Regions from separate parts of the Homo sapiens genome. Here region 1 is linked to region 2. A link is a loop called in an ENCODE intact Hi-C map of the cell type or tissue named here. Cell type or tissue: K562. All regions are shown on one strand.

Region 1 (8,000 bases), 340 kb before region 2:
TGGAGGTTCCTGGGGAATAGCAGAGGGGGAAAAAAATGGAAGTTGGGTTACAGAAGTGTAGGACTCATTTAGGCTGGGCTATAAACCTGGAATCTCAGCACAGGATGGTAACCGGTGCCAGGGAATAGATGAGCTTGTCCAGGGAGAGGGTGGGTAAGGAAAGATGCCTCGAGGAACCCAAACCTGAACCTCTGCTGGAGCATGCTGTTTAGAAGTCAAGGAAAGAGAGGGCTCTCCGGAAGCTGTGCTGGTTGGAATGGGGTCTGGATTCAGCATTTTAATAAGCTCCTTGGTGGTTCTGCCACGAGTAGGCAGAAGTCTGCCTTGGAGAAACTCATTCAGATGGAGCTTGGACAAGGCCGACCCTCAGCTAATGTTGACTGAATCAACGTGTTTTGTAATTATGTATTTGTCCGTCTTTCTGTATCAATACATACAGATCTTCATTCCTTCATTCATGTTAGTCATAGCACAGTTATCCAGCAAATGGATAAAGCACGATTTATCTAAGCCATTATTAATGGACATTCAAGTTATTGCTTGAATATAATGTAAAATTTATATAATGTAAAATTTATATAATGTAAAAATTAACACCTGCCTATTCTTCTGCTGGGTTTTCTTATTTGTGAAAGAGCTCTGCATAGTAGTCATGAAGTTCCTTGTGATATGTATAATAAGTATTACAACTGGGCTCAGTGGCTCACACTTATAATCTCAGCATTTTGGGAGGCCAAGGAGGGAGGACCACTTGAGGCCAGGAGATTGAGACTAGCCTGGGCAATATAGTGAAACCTGATCTTTACAAATGAAAATAAAAAACATTAGCTGGGCATGGTAGTGCACACCTATAGTCCCAGCTACTCAGGAGGCTGAGGTGGGAGGATCCCTTGAGCCCAGGAATTTAAGATTACAGTGAGCTATGATTGTGCCACTGCACTCCAACCTGGGCCAGAGTGAGTCCCTGTCTCTATTTTTAAAAAAAAAAAAAAAAAAAAGAACTTTCTTAGCTTTTTTGCCTTTTGAGTTTATGGTGTTTTTAGCCTTATGTTATTTATTTTTTTCTAACAGCTATACAGCCAAATGTATCGATCTTTTCCTTTGTAACTTCTTAGGTTTGTGATACATTTAAAAAGTTTAAGAAGTGGTACACCTGCCACCTAACGTCACCTGAGTCTTGACAGAACCAAGGACTGTATATTGTCGAACTCCCTTGGGGCAATGGCACCTCTGTCACTTGGACAGATGGGTCACTTCTGTGCAGGTGAGTGGCAGGAAACACAGCAGGCTCACCTGGCTATACAGGGTAAACATGTGACCTCGTTTGTAGCCAGCACCTGTATTGTCACTGACTGTAGAAATATTTTAATGAGGCACTCATATATATTTGATAGGATTCAAAAAATGGAAATAAAAAAAGAACACAGAAAACTGATAAACTACTCAGTGACATTACTGATACTCCCCAAAGATGAGCGCTTCCCCTTGTACCTAACACCTGGTTATTTCAGGACTTGAGCACAATAGAGACAGATGGTATCACAATCCTAATCAAGTGTAACTCCAACAGCTCAACTTCCAGGAATTTACCCTAAATAACAATTGAACAAGTGGAAGATGTATGGTCAAAGATAATAACTTCATATTAGTGAAGAACTGGGAAGCACACAGGTACCCAATGGGAGCTGATAAACTAAGCCCAGGAGAGCCACAGTCTTGTGACGTGGCAGGCACAGGCCCAGCTCTCCCATTCGTTAGCTGGGTGACCTGAGCAGGCGCCTCAGGTCCCTCATCTGTAAACCTCACCGATTTACTGTGGGAATTGAGGCAATGCATGGAAAGTGCTTAACCTGTGTCCAGCATGTAAATAACAACACATCTGCTGTTAGCACATTAATGGAACGCTAAATATTAAAATTATGTGAGAGGAAGTTTGAGTTGCCCAGATTTCATGGCATCCTGTTAAAAGAATAAAGGTTACCAACTCATGTGCATAGTAATAATTCCACATCTAGTTGTTCAGTGTGTGTGCACATCTGTGCAAGAGGAGAACATCTAGATGGATGAAAATCACAATAGTAACAATTTGGGCAGAAATGTGGAGATTTTTGTAGCTCTATTTTTCAGTTTTCTGTAATGAACCCTTCTGATTGTACACCCAAAAAGATAAAGAATGTTCTAGTTCTGTGTAAAGGTGGGGCTTAATTTTCGCTTTTTCATTCTGACCCACAGAGGCAGCACAGATTATCTAGAACAGTGACACAGGCTCAGGCCCTGTTTGAGTCCATACCTGCCTCGTGGTGGTTCAGCGGTGTCCTTGGGCATAACAAAAATCAGTAGGCCCTGGGGCTGTTTGCCCGATCTGTGTCTGCAGGAAGAAAGGGGTGGGGAAGAAGAGGTCAGAAGCAAAGCAGGGATTGGAACGAACTGGGTGGCAATGGGCAGGGGTGATGTGAAGCAGCTGATCGAAATGGCTGATACCGTCCCAGGATGACTCTCGCAATCATTCTTTTAACCAAAATGAGGTCTTTGAGAAGAAGGGATGAAGGGCCAGCCAGGTGTGTGCACCTGAACCCAAGCTCCTCCGGGTGGAGAGCTCTGGAAGGCAGTGTCAGTGACAGTCACAGCATGCCTCGCCGAGTGTCAAACGCGGCCTGGAACCCTCCAGTCCTCTCACACTGACATCAATTCCGAGCTAAGTAGATTCCTCAGCATTTCAGGAGATTTGAAAGTGATGGGCACTTGTGACTAACAGTAATGGCAGGTGGGGTGGAATTAAGGGGCATGTGGCCTGTCACAGTGTCGAGGGGCTCCAACACCTCTTCATTGCCTGGGGACCCACTGTGGTGGTGTCATCAGACACACTGATGAAAGTTAGGAGTTCCAAGGCAGTGCATCCATATACCCAAACTTTTACTCAAAAAAAGACTGGTGAATATTCCAGAATAATGTGTGACAGCTACACCGCCCCTGCTGGGCCTAGGTCAGCAGACTTGTCATGCTGTGGGCTACCAGATACGCATCTCTAGCTGACAGTCACCCTCTCTTCCCAAGGCTCAGACATCAAGATTAAAACAGCTTGAGGCCACCCGATTAACTCAGTCCCAGGATATGTAGAACAGCCCCTACTGCCGGCACATCCTCCATGTTTCAGAGCCCAGGAAGAGGGGACTGTGGACACTTTGGACCCACCCAGAACCAGCACAGAGGGAGGCGAAGCTGCAGGGCTTCGGGCACGTTAAGCCCTGGTGCCCCAGCTTCAACATCAGTAATATAAAGAAAGCCGGACCTCACAGGGCTGGTGAGGGCCAGGTGAGTTGATGCAGGTGAAGTGTGTGGGAAGAGCCCAGCGAGCCGCGTGCCCACATGGCCCTCGTGCAGCAGCCAATAGTCAGCATCCTGATGCCAGAAAAACAAGGCGGAACAGCGATTCAGGCACCCGAACCTGCCAGCAGGGGCCTCCTCTACTCTAGCAGAAATTCTTCCCCTTGGTAGCAGTAGGAGTCCTTTTCTGGTGCTGTTTTGGAGAGAACAGAACTGCTAGCGAGGGACCAGCTTCCTAAGGGGCCTGGCCCCTGACTCTTGGTAAATACGACCCTCCTGGGGAGTATTCTGGACTGAGTTGCATCCCTCCAAAACTCCAGTGTCAAAGCCCTAACCTCAGGACCTGAGAATGCAACTGTATTTGGAGACAGGTTCTTCAAAGAAGTAAGTTAAAAATGGGTCCTTCGGGTGGGTCCTAATACCATCTAACTGCTGTTCTTAGATTCTAAAGAGGTTAGGACACACAGAAGAGACACCAGGGCTGTGACACACACAGAGGAACGACCACGTGAGGTCAAAGTAAGCAGGTCTGCAAGCCAGGGAGGCCTCGGGAGAAACCCACTCTGCAGGCACCGTGAGCTTGTACTTCCAGCCTCCAGAACTGTGGGAAAATACATGTTTGTTGTTCAAACCACCCAGAATGTGGTGTTTTATTCCGGCAGCCCTGGCTAGGATCGAGGCTGGTTCAGGATCGCTCGTAGGAGGCAAATTAACACAGATTCCCAGGGCCCATCCTAAAGCCTGAGGCTCAACACGTCTGAACTGGGGCCCTACCTTAATAACAAGCCTGCCCAGGCCATTCGGACACAGGGGTCTATAGGTCAACCTCCGCACAGGCCGCACTAGGGCCTCAACTCCAAGGGTGGCCCACAGATCACAGAAACAGCACCACCTGCAGTTCATGAAAAATGCAGTTTGCAAGGCCCAACGGACGTGTGAATCCGAACCTGCAGGTTCACAGAATCCCCTCAGGATCTGTAAGCACACTGAAGCTGAAACAGCCCTGCCGGGCGTCTTTCCAGAGTGTCAATAAATTGGTGTACTATAGCCGCTAGGAAAGGTTTGTAGAAAAAATTGGAGTTCTGCATTTTGCTTTAGCTTTTCCTGCCTAAATGCCTGGAAAACAAATTTTCTTATGAATATTACCAACCCTCTGGGAAAGTAATAATTAACTGTTTACAAGACACATTGTATTATATTACAAAAATAATTACATGGAATAAGCCACATACTTAGTTTATTATAGGCATGTCTAATTGAAATCCATGAAAACAGTTACATTTAAAACATTCTTTATGCACTATACTTGAAAATGTAAAATATAATACCACTTAAGTACTTCCCACATTAAACTGATTTTTCTTTTTTTAAAAAAATTTTTCCTAGTCGTTATTTAGCTTTCGGACACCATAATACAATAGAACAGAAAGAGTATGTTAAAAGAAAAATATTAGGTAGAATGTTGTAAAACTTTTAATTTACCCATCATATTTAACATTTCCAAGACTATTTTCCTGCGCCTCATCTGCCCTCAGAGAGAATGATCCCCACAGTGATGAGGGGTCAGCACTCTGAAAGCCAGTTGACGCCAGACAAGCTGCTGGAACAGCTGGGGCACAGCTCCGCCTCTCCTCCAGCCCCTCGGTCCCATGAGGCCAAACAATGAGGACAGAGGGGCTGAGGGGTGTGTCCAGGGCCCAGTCCCACCTCAGCAGGAAGGTGGCGTCAGCACTCGCAGTCCCAGCCTCACGCCGCATCGCAGTCCCAGGGGATCTTCACACAGGGAGGGTGAGCTGGTTAAGAAGGCGGGTGATCCTCCCCCCGGATGCTTCGATACTTAGCCATGTCTTCCGGAAATACTTTAGAAAGTTCTTGAATCAACAGGCTTTTAAATTTCTACAAAGAAAATACATTATCAAAGGAGCTCTTCACATCAACACTCCAATAACTATTTAAAATATGCCTTTTGGAAGTTTAAACACATGGCCCACTAAGCAATACAGGGCCACGGGACTGACCTGAGACTTCCACTGATCTCAGAGAGGAAATGACACCAATAGCAACATATGCAAAAGGAAGCGACACTGCACAGCCCCGGACGTCACCACCAGCAGCACAGTTCTGTACTGCCCAAAGGCACCAGTGTGACAGGAGCCTGCTGGAACTGTAAGCCACGTCCCTGGTGACCCAGTGGCTGTGTTCACATGGAGAGAGACGTTTCTGTTGGCCAATATAATTCTCACTCAGCTTTATCAAGCGAAACGGAACAATCAAAACGAGCGGCCCTCACTATTGATAAGGAGTGCACTGGCTCTGAAGGTGACGCTGGACTCAACAACTCCTCAATCCCAAATGGACAAAACAGAGATGAGGCTGTGGGAGCCATAAGAACAACTATGACAAAACACCACTTCTGAGGTGTGCTGTTTACCACCAGGAGGGGATCACCTGAATGGGATTCTGGAAGCCCTGTGACCTGCCTGTGACTAGGCAGGTCTCCTTCTGACAGCTCCTCCCCTTGCTCCTCCCACTCGGCCAGAGCGCCAAGAGGCCACTGTGTGACCATCCCTGCCTGCGCACATTAGCCATGGCTGAGCACACGTGTCCCAGTCTGGCACCAGGCATCAGTGGGAACAGAACACTCATGTCCTCTGTGATCCTGGAGCTCAAGCAGCCGGCAGAGGAGACAGAACAAACAGAAAAAACAAAATTAAAAGGTAAATCTTGACCAGCATTCTCAAGGAAAGCTTTAGAAAAGGCTGGTCCCAAAGGCCTCTTTGAGGAGGTGAAATCATCTGAAACTGGAAGGATAGAGTCGCTTGTGCAAAGAGAACATGGAAGAGCTCCAGGCGGAGAAGATGACAGGAGAAAAGAACACGAACGAAAGGGTTGGATGTATTCCAGAACCGAAAACCAGGCCGGCGTGGATGGCCGGGAGGAGGAAGAGGCACCTATTGTGAGCTGGGAGGAGAGGAAGGCAGAGGTCCCTGCTGCACACGGCAACAGTCGCATGGCGCCAACAGAAATGAGTGGCCGTTAAGTCCAAATAAAGAAACAAAACACCAATTTGAACTACATTTGAGTCAATTTAAGAAAAAATTACATATTTCATGTTCAAGTGCAGAGAGTTCTCTACATCTCATCAAGGCAAAGAAAAACTAAGTGATCTGGGGAATTTCATGACAATGGATATGGTAAAAAGAAGTTTGGAGGTCAGAAGCTGGACAAAGAGAAAAATCAATATTCAAGAATCCTCTAAAACAAAGAACCATGACTACAGGGAAAGCCTTCAACAGTAGGAATTACTACAGAAATAGAAAGTATCAATGCAATAAAAGTGCATCTTAAAAAAATGAAAATGATCACAGCCAGTGAGAACTACTATCACAAAAATTACTCTGGATTTCCTTAAGAGTAAGATTAGTGTATGTTTTTTATGCTATTACGCAGCTGATATCTAATTTTACTTACTGCCTATTACACAATTCAGAAATCTCAATATGTGAAGTTATGAAAGTCAATATTCTAGCAAGTATGGAAAAAAATGAGTCTCTTAACCAAATTCCACTGAGAAGGCATCTCTTCCCACTGTATTTCTGACACTCCTTAGAGTCTTACCTTCATGGTGTCGATCTTGCCTTTAACTTGCTCATTTTTAGCTAGAGCCCTCTCCAGGCACTCTTTGGTGTAGAGCTGGGGATTTCGACCTTGATCTATATATCTGGAAACACGATATATTTCAATTAGCATTCTCATGACTGACACCTATTCTCACAGCTTTCTGAAAGGTATGGGGGAATAAAGGTTAGGTATATATAACTGCACACGGCCTTGTTTAGACAAAACTCAGTGTAGGAACCAGGGGAATTAATATTCCCTCATTTACACAAGTACAGATCATCTGATTTCATTACTTCTGATAATACGAACAGCTCATAAAATCAAGTAATGATCACTGATAAACCCAAGCACGCTTCACAAGCCATACCACTTTACATGTGTTTAGCATTTGCACTTTTCAAAATTCGTTCATGCTATTTATTACCTTTTTGATCCTTACAGCAGCTTGTATGGTAAGGCAACTCTTGACAAAAGAAAAAACTAAATGAGATCCAGGGGTTCGGGCCTGGGTGACATAGGCGGATCCTTCCACGATGCAGCCTCCATTCTAGGTCAGCCCTGCTGCTTGGCAAAGCCCCTCCTCCTCTGTGGAGGAGCTTCAGGGGAAAGGAAAGGAGAACTACAAGCACAAGAGCCCCAGCCCTGACGACCCCAAGATCCTTTTACAAACCATTCCACTGCTTTAAAAAGAAGAGGCGGCTTGATATACCACTTTACTAAATACACCTAGGTAACTTAAATATAACAGAGACATTCTGGCCAATTATTTCTAAACAGTATAAAACTGTTACTTAGAATTTCTGACACTTCCCCCAGAAATTATCTTCAGTATCCTGAAGATTTAATTAAACATACTGCCTAGATCAATACCTATATTTTACCAAGAGCAGGCCACCTACCTTTTTCTGTACCCTAAAGAAATCCTTATCATTCAACTAAACTGAATCATTCATTATTTAAAAAACAAAAAACAAAAACTGAAAACTAACTCTACTTTCGAATTTTATAATTGAGGCCAAAAATATATAATCACTTCAGAACAAGATATCATTAGG
Region 2 (8,000 bases):
TGCACTCCTGAAACTCTGTTCAGCCACCTGAGAACAAGCCTGAGTCAGCCTGTTGGATAACAAGAGACTGATGGTCCTTGTCAACTCTGTCAACTCCAGTGCCCCAGCTGCCAGCCAGGCTACTCTAGCCCAGCCAGCCTTCAGCTGATTGGCCAGCTGAGTGGAGCAAGATCAGCTGTGTTTGACCCAGAGCAGCAAAACCACCTAGTTGATTTGTAGACTTGTGAGCAATACCAAACACTTATTTTAAGCCACTAAGCTTGGGGTGGCTTCTTACCCAGCAGTAGCTAATACCTACACACTTTCAGTTATTTGGCACCTGTGAGCAATTGAATTTGGGAACCCTGTTTTAGGTAGAGGTTTTCAGAGTTCACTGTGTTTTAGAATTACTCAGAAAATTTACTTAAAATAGAGATTCCTGGGCTTGCTCCTAGAGAGTTTCAGTAAATTGGGTGAGCTCTAGGTATCTGCATTTTGACCAGCATTGCTAATTCTGGCATGGGTAGTCCATGGAATACACTTTGTAAACCATTTTTTTCATGGGAACAAATCACTAAAATCATGGTGTAATCTCTAATATTATTCCTCCTCCAATATCCGAAGAGAGAGAGGAGAGGGTTTCAGCCCAAAACGGGAATGGGCTGCACTTATCTGTAGAAATTGATAAAGAGAAAGATCTCCCTTGCCCAGCGTCTCAAAAACTGCATTTTACATTCAGTATTGTTTCTTGATTGCATTAAGAAATACACTGCAGCCGGGCACGGTGGCTCATGCCTGTAATCCCAGCACTTTGGGAGGCTGAGGTGGGTGGATCACTGGAGGTCAGGGGTTCAAGGCTAGCCTGGCCAACACAGTGAAACCCCATCTCTACTAAAAATACAAACATTAGCCGGATGCGGTGGCACACACCTGTAACCCCAGCTACTCAGGAGGCTGAGGCATGAGAATCACTTAAACTCTGGAGGCGGAAGTTGCAGTGAGCCAGGATTGCGTTACTGCACTCTAGCCCGGGTGACAGAGTGAGACTCTCTCTCTCTTTCTCTCTCTACACATATACATATATATACACATATGTATATATATGTATATGTGTATATATACATATATATACACTGCTTTTAATTTACATAAAAATATTTATGATCATATATAAATAACAAAACCTTGGTTTTAATTACAAAATGTTGTTTGGTGGCTGGTGGATCAAATCAACGAGGATTAGCTAGAGGCAAACTGCAAAGACAGAGTATGAGGCAATCAAGAAAAACTTAAAATACCTAAACAATGACAACCTGTGTAACAGATCCTGGAAGCTGGACAAGGGCAACTGCCCGTGTCCATTCCCGCTGGGCCAATCAATCAGCTGCCAGTCATTCTGCCAATGTTCACCAAGGACTGATGTGTCAGACAATCCTTGAGCTGATACACAGCAGGGACAAGCCATTCCTATCCTCTCTTCACGGAGCATGCATTCTAATGGGGCGGGGGACACAAATGATAAATGAGATAAAATACATATGACGTGGTATAGTGTCCCCCAAAAAGATATGATCAAGTCCCAACCCTGGGTGCCTGCGAATATGACCTTATTTGGAAACTCTTTGCAGATGTAATCAGGTTAGGAGGAAGACACTAGGGTGCCCTAATCCAATGCCACTGGTGTCTTTCTGAGAAGAGACATGGACACAGGGAAAATGCCATGCGATGATGATGACAGAGAGTGGAGCGCTGCATCCACAAATCAAGGACACAGGGAAACGTCATGCGATGACGTGTCAGAGAGTGGGGTGATGCACCAACAAGCCAAGGAATGCCACGGTTTGCCAGCAACACCAGAAGCTGAGAGGAGAGCATGGGGCACACTCCCTTACAGCCTTCAGAGGATACACGGCCTTGCTGACAACTTGATTTTGGACGTTCAGCCTCTAGGACTGTGAGAGCATGCGTTTGTTGTTTTAAGCCACCCAGTTTGTGACATTTTGTTACTCAGCTCCAGGAAACTAAGGGAGAAAAAGCAAATGGGGAAGGGAAACGGGATGCTGAGGGTTATGTTTGCAGTTTAGACTAAAGAGCCACTTGGACGTCCTCACTAAGATGGGGAGGAGGGAACGCATGTCAGGCAGATGGAACAGCAAGTGCAAAGGCCCTGAGGCAGGAGTGTGCCAGGGGTGCTTCTGGCTGGTATTGTTTGGGCTAGGGAAAGCGCTGGGAGGTGAGGGCAGGGGAAGAGGGGAAGGACCAGGGGATAAGGGACTTGCAGGTCATAGCAAGGTTGTTCCATTTTGCTGAATGAGAAAGCCACTGGAGGGTTTTGAGCAGAGGAGTGGCATGGACTGAATTTTTTAAAATGTCAACTTTAAATTCTGGGATACACGTGCAAGACGTGCAGGTTTGTTACATAGGTAAATGTGTGCCATGGTGGTTTGCTGCACTTGTGAACCCATCACCTAGGCATTAAGCCCTGCATGCATTAGCTATTTATCCTGATGCTCTCCCTTCCCCTAACCCCCAACAGGTCCCGGTGTGTGTTGTTCCCCTCCCTGTGTCGATGCATTCTCATTGCTCAGCTCCCCCTTATTACTGAGAACATGCGGTGTTTGGTTTTCTGTTCCTGTGTTAGTTTGCTGAGGATAGTGGCTTCCACCTCCATTCATGTCCCCACAAAGGTCATGATCTCATTCCTTTTTACGGCTGCATAGTATTCTAAGAGTGGCATGAGATGATTTTTAAAATAGTAACATCTTTTTTGTTTTTTAAAAAGGATCACACGAGCAGCTGTGCAGAATGTGGGAAACCAGCTAGAAGGCACTGCTTTAAAATGGACGGGTGGCGGGGAAAGAGGGGTGGAGGGAGGAGGAGGGGTAGCAGTTGGGTTCTGGTTGTTTCGGGCAGTGGAGCCAAGAGGATGTGTTCATTGTGGACAGAGAGAGGAGCCAGGCATGACCAAGGATTTTGGACTGAGCCATTGGAAGCAAACAGCTCCAGAATAACGGCCGTTTGACTTGTGTGTGATTTTCTGTAGTTTACTGAATGCACGTTCTAATCCTTGGTCATGATTTCCACGTGTACAATATGAAGGTATTTGAAAACGTCTGAAACATTCATTTTCATTACTAACCACCACCACTTGCCCCAAAGCCTTTGTATGCAACACACGGACCTTTCCTGTTGGGGCGATGTTTGAAGGGTCAAGTGCTTAGTAATGTCTACTCATCTGTGCTGGAGACGAGGGGGTAGCATTTACAACACGCCTGTACGAAGGCCAGGTCCCGTTCTACTTAAAAGGCTTGGAGCCCGGGCGCCACTGGGCTAAGGCAGCTTCAGGGCCCTGGCCCGGGAGTGCATTTGCGGGGACTCCGCCTGAAGACAGGGCGGCAGCCGCGGGGCCTCACGTCGCCCAGGCTCGCGGGGCACCGCGATGATCAACGACACTGGCGTTTGCTTTGGACCTCACAGGATGTGTGGTTGGCGCTGTATTCCAAACAGTGCCACTGTCAACCCGGCTTCCATCGCGCTCGGGACACCGGGATGGCAAACGGCAGGCTGTGGATGGCGGGCGGTTTCCCACTGACTCCTGCCCGCTCGGTGCAGCTGGAAAAACCGAAGCCGGGGGCCGGACGCGCCGCCCACCAGCCGTTCCTCGGCTAGCACTGCCCATTTTGCCCAGGGAATTAACTTGGAAGTTTTCACTTCACTTTTCGCATAGAAAATCATTTTAAAAAGCAAACCAAACGCCTGTAAGCAGACCCGCTAGGGAGCAGGACTCTGCCGCGTGTCCTTCCCGGCTCCGGAGCGGCGGAGCCAGCCACCCGGCACGGCACGCTGGCCGCTCACCCCGCGAGGTGCAGGGAGCACGTGGGCCGACGCGCGGACCCCAGAGAGCGCAGCGTGACCTGCTGCACGGACCCTCGGATGAGAGACCTGGGGCGGGATCTGCGACCGGGGCCCGCCCTTACGTCAGGAGGGAGGGCCGGCCGGCGGGGGAAGCGCCTGCGGTGGCGTCCGCTGCCCCCGCCCGGCTGCTCGGAAACTTCCACCGGCGGCGGTGACGGCCACGCTGCCCTGCGCACGCGCAGCGCGGCTCAGGCGGCAGCCCGGTGACACCGGCCCTAGCGCGCATGTCTGCACGCCGGGGTCTGCGCGCCGCGGCGGGCCGAGGGCGGCGTGCGGGCCTTCCAGCCGCTGCCTATTCCACCCAACGCCGGCCTAGTCAGTAATGGCTCAACGCCACCGCCTCTCCCTCCAGCCCCTCCCAGTCGCGTAGCTTCTGACGCCGTCCTCACCCCGCCCGCGGCCGACGGGGCCCCAACGCGCAGGCGCGGTAACCACGGCGGCAGTGTCTAGTGAGGATTTGAAATCGGTCGCGCGTGCGCACCGGCGACACGGCCCGGCGACCGAGGCCGCGCTTCCTCCTGCCGCCCCCGTCCCCGCCCCCTCCCCCGCCCCTCATTGGAGCGGACGCGGCGGCGGCCCCCTCCTTCCCCCGCGCTGTCGCCGCCGAGAGTGTCTTTTCACCGCCGCCGCCGCCGCCGCCGCAGGAGCGCCGAGCCAGCGGCGCGAGCGTGACTGAGGGCTAGCCGCACGGGCGGCGGCGCCTCCCGCGGGTCCTTCAGCCGCTCGGCGCCTGGGCCCGCCCCCTCGGCCCCGCCGCCCGCCCTTCTCCGATGGCCTCTCCCCGCGGCCCGAGTGGAACGCCGCCGCCGCCGCGGCCCCCGCGCCCGCCCCGCGCCGCGTGAAGCGGGAGCCCGGAGACCGCAGCCGCCCGCTGGGACGCGCCAAGCGCCGGAGCCGCCCGCCGCGGCCTGCCGGGGCCCATCACCGCCGCCGCCGCCCCACGCCGGAGCCCGACGGGAGCGCGGCTAGAGCAGGAGGCCGGGGCTCGGCCCGCCCGCCGCCGCCGCCGCCGCCGCCGCCACCGGCCCAGGCCCGTCCGTCCGTCCGTGCGCGCGCGGCCGGGCCTCGGGGCGCGGCGGGGGCGGGGCCGCGTCGGGGCGGGCGGGCGCGCGGGCCCCGCGGGGGCGGCGCGTGGATGGATCCGCGCGTGGCCTGGATCCAGCCCGAGCAGAAGGGGCCGGCCAATGCCCTGTGGATGCAGATCTGGGAGACCTCGCAGGGCGTGGGCCGCGGCGGCTCGGGCTTCGCGTCCTATTTCTGCCTCAACTCGCCGGCGCTGGACACGGCGGCCGCGGCGGGGGCGGCCGGGCGGGGCAGTGGCGGCCTGGGCCCCGCGCTGCCCGCCGCGTCGCCCCCGCCGCCCGGCCCCACCGCGCCCGCCGCGCTGCCCCCCGCGCTGCTGACGGCGCTGGGGCCCGCGGCCGAGGGCGCGCGGCGCTTGCACAAGTCGCCGTCGCTGTCGTCCTCGTCGTCGTCCTCCTCGTCCAACGCGGAGTCGGGCACCGAGAGCCCCGGCTGCTCGTCGTCGTCCTCCAGCAGCGCCTCGCTGGGCCGGCCGGGCGGCGGCCGCGGCGGCGCCTTCTTCAACTTCGCCGACGGCGCGCCCAGCGCCCCTGGCACAGCCAACGGGCACCCCGGGCCGCGCGGCCCCGCGCCCGCCGGCTCCCCGTCGCAGCACCAGTTCCACCCGGGTCGCCGGAAACGCGAGAACAAGGCCAGCACCTACGGCCTCAACTACCTGCTGTCCGGCAGCCGCGCGGCCGCTCTCAGCGGAGGGGGCGGCCCCGGGGCCCAGGCGCCGCGGCCCGGCACCCCGTGGAAGAGCCGCGCGTACAGCCCGGGCATCCAGGGGTGAGTGCGCGGGGAGGCCGCGGGGGCGGGGGCGGGGCCCATGGTCCTGGCCGGCGCCCGCGGTGCAGACACCCGTCCCAGGCGCCCGGGCTTTTGGAGGATGGATGTTGAAGGCTAAGGCCAAGGCCCGACTCTGCACTGAAAGTTTTTTTTTTAAACATCAGACTCATTTATCGTGGAGTGACTTGCCCAGATCCTACAAGTAACAGTCCAAGAAAAGGGGCTGCTGGGTAGGACCTGCAGGTATTTGTCTTTTTTACTCTTGAGATTGGAACGGGAAATCGACTCTCTACCCCTCCACCCCGCCTCCGGGCAAGTGAGGAACCCCTTGTCAAAGTGGGGCGTAGATAAGTGTGGAGTTTCACGTAAGTTAAGTTGCAGAATAATTTAGCATTGCCAGGAACTCGAATCACGTCGAAGGTAAATATTAACCTTTTTAATTTCATTTTTTAAAAAAATTTAACTGTCAACTTAGAGGTGATTCATTTTTTGGGGGGTGTTGTGTCCTTTAATTTTGTGCTGCAATTACCATAAGCATCGCCTATGGTTTATAAACATTGGCTTAATTCAAAGAAAAAACCAGATTTGTCATATATGTCTATTCTTTGGAAGGTGCCATTTTTATTTTAAATATTTCTACATCCGCCTAGAGGGAATTAGAGGCTCTACTTAAATTTAGTGCACTTACAGACGGCAAGGAATGAAACGAAAGGTGGTGTGTGTTTCGGGGTTGGAATTGTCCCAGGTGAGGCTGTTCAGGTGTGATGCTGTTGACGCAGCCCCTTTGCCATTTTGGGCTTTTCTGAGCGTCTGGAAGCAATTTATGTGTAGGTTGTATGTCAGTATTTTAAGACTTAAATGATAATTTTTCCTTGCACAATTTTTCCCCCCAATTTAAAAAACAATTAAGGATTTGCTGGGGTATGAGGGTTGTTGCATGCAGTAGAGTCCTACAAATAACCACAATTGCTAGGTGTTGGGAGTTCTTATAGTAAACTTTTGCTTGTAACTCTTTTTCTCATTTGAAGTATGTTGGGAAACACGAGTTGATACTTCTTTAAAGCGTGTGATACACTGTAATAGCTGCATGTTCTGTAACTTATTTCACCTGGCTTGGGCTACAAGCGATACCTTCTAAATTTCCCGAAGTGTAAACATGCAGTGCAGACGCCGGCAGGAGCGCAGACTCCTCTTCTCTCCCTCCAGTTCTTACCTGTAGAACTTTCTGAGAGCAGGTGGTTGGGAGCAGTTTCTTCTTGATGAATAGCAATATATACCTAAGGGCTCGCTTGGGGAGGACCTTTAGGTTTCCAGCCTGTTATGTAACTGGAATGGACTCCGTTTCTCTTAGCACTAGAAAAAACAGGAAGACACGTGGTCTCTGCCAGTCTTGGGTTGTACCTCTGCTCTTAGAAAGTGGTAGCGCATCAGGTCCCATGCACCTCACTTGGGCTCCCCGAGCTGTTTCCTCCAGGTAACTCTAGTCAGGCTCAGTAGGTGGTGTTGCTTTTGTTAGTGAATGAGCCCACTAGGATCAGGTGCTGTGCTAGGATCTGGGGATCTGGGGCAGGGACGGCATGGGAGACACAGTCTCATGATCTTGACCCACCCTGAAACCTGCCTGCAAGTGCCCCCTGCCTAGAGCACAAGAGTACCCTGCTCAGTTGTGCAGGTCCCCTCTCACGCTCTTCGTCACCCACGTCCAGTCTCTCATCACATGCTGTTCGTTTGGCCCTTTTAATCTCTCCACACCTCATCCTCCCTCATGCAGGCTCTTGTTACTTCTGTGGAGATTGCTCAAGCAGCCGGAGGTGCCTTTGATGCACTCTGGTCCTGCTTGAGTCCTTTCCCATCACAGGTAATGGGGCAATCTTCTCTGCCAGCAGGTCTGGTCAGATTCCCCTTCACCCTGTGATGTCACCTCCCCCATCTCCAATCCCCCACATTAAAGACTAAAGCCTAAAACTCAGCAACACCTCCAGGGCTCTGCTGCTCAGATGCCCCTAGGTCCTGGCTCCTGGCCCCACCCCTTGCCAACCCGTTAGAACCTAGCTGTAAGGCAGTATGGTGTAGGGCATGAGAGGGCTCTGAAGCCCACCAGGAGGTCTGGTTTGATACTGCAGTCATGCTCTTGGAACTTTCCTTTTCCCCTTTGCTGGAGACCTCTCCTTGCCTGTCTCTGGGTGGTGTGTACCATGCCTCCAGTATGGCCTTGGGTGCATCCGCTTCCTGCCGTCTCTGCCCAAAGGGGCCTG

Evidence for each region. A loop is a pair of places that touch in the nucleus more often than their neighbours do. Peaks named below come from ENCODE experiments on the same cell type or tissue, not always from the same donor. Only the 100,000 strongest peaks of a DNase experiment are listed, where the experiment ranks them.
Region 1: a loop joins it to region 2, with 2.6 times the contacts of the local background. A loop is called at or near these places in 22 of 110 quality-filtered maps.

Annotation. Positions count from the first base shown.
Region 1 is chr5:6,367,382-6,375,381 of GRCh38, forward strand. MED10 (mediator complex subunit 10) reads right to left here. Exons shown (of 4, transcript NM_032286.3): 3 at 6,943-7,045; 4 at 4,493-5,220. The coding sequence ends at 5,122. Among named protein-coding and RNA genes, the nearest start is that of MED10, 7.2 kb to the right of the region's middle. RefSeq lists a silencer at 36-203. In K562, a CTCF peak has its summit at 3,458; no DNase peak of the experiment used is centred here.
Region 2 is chr5:6,708,955-6,716,954 of GRCh38, forward strand. It overlaps TENT4A (terminal nucleotidyltransferase 4A), which reads left to right and starts at 4,478. Exons shown (of 13, transcript NM_006999.6): 1 at 4,478-5,745. The coding sequence starts at 5,030. RefSeq lists enhancers at 3,567-3,626, 6,844-6,893, 7,194-7,253 and silencers at 3,797-4,236, 4,347-4,716, 5,017-5,086, 5,457-5,846. In K562, CTCF peaks have their summits at 3,175 and 4,019; DNase peaks (open chromatin) are centred at 4,007, 4,347, 4,927, 5,737 and 2 weaker places; H3K4me3 peaks cover 4,485 bases.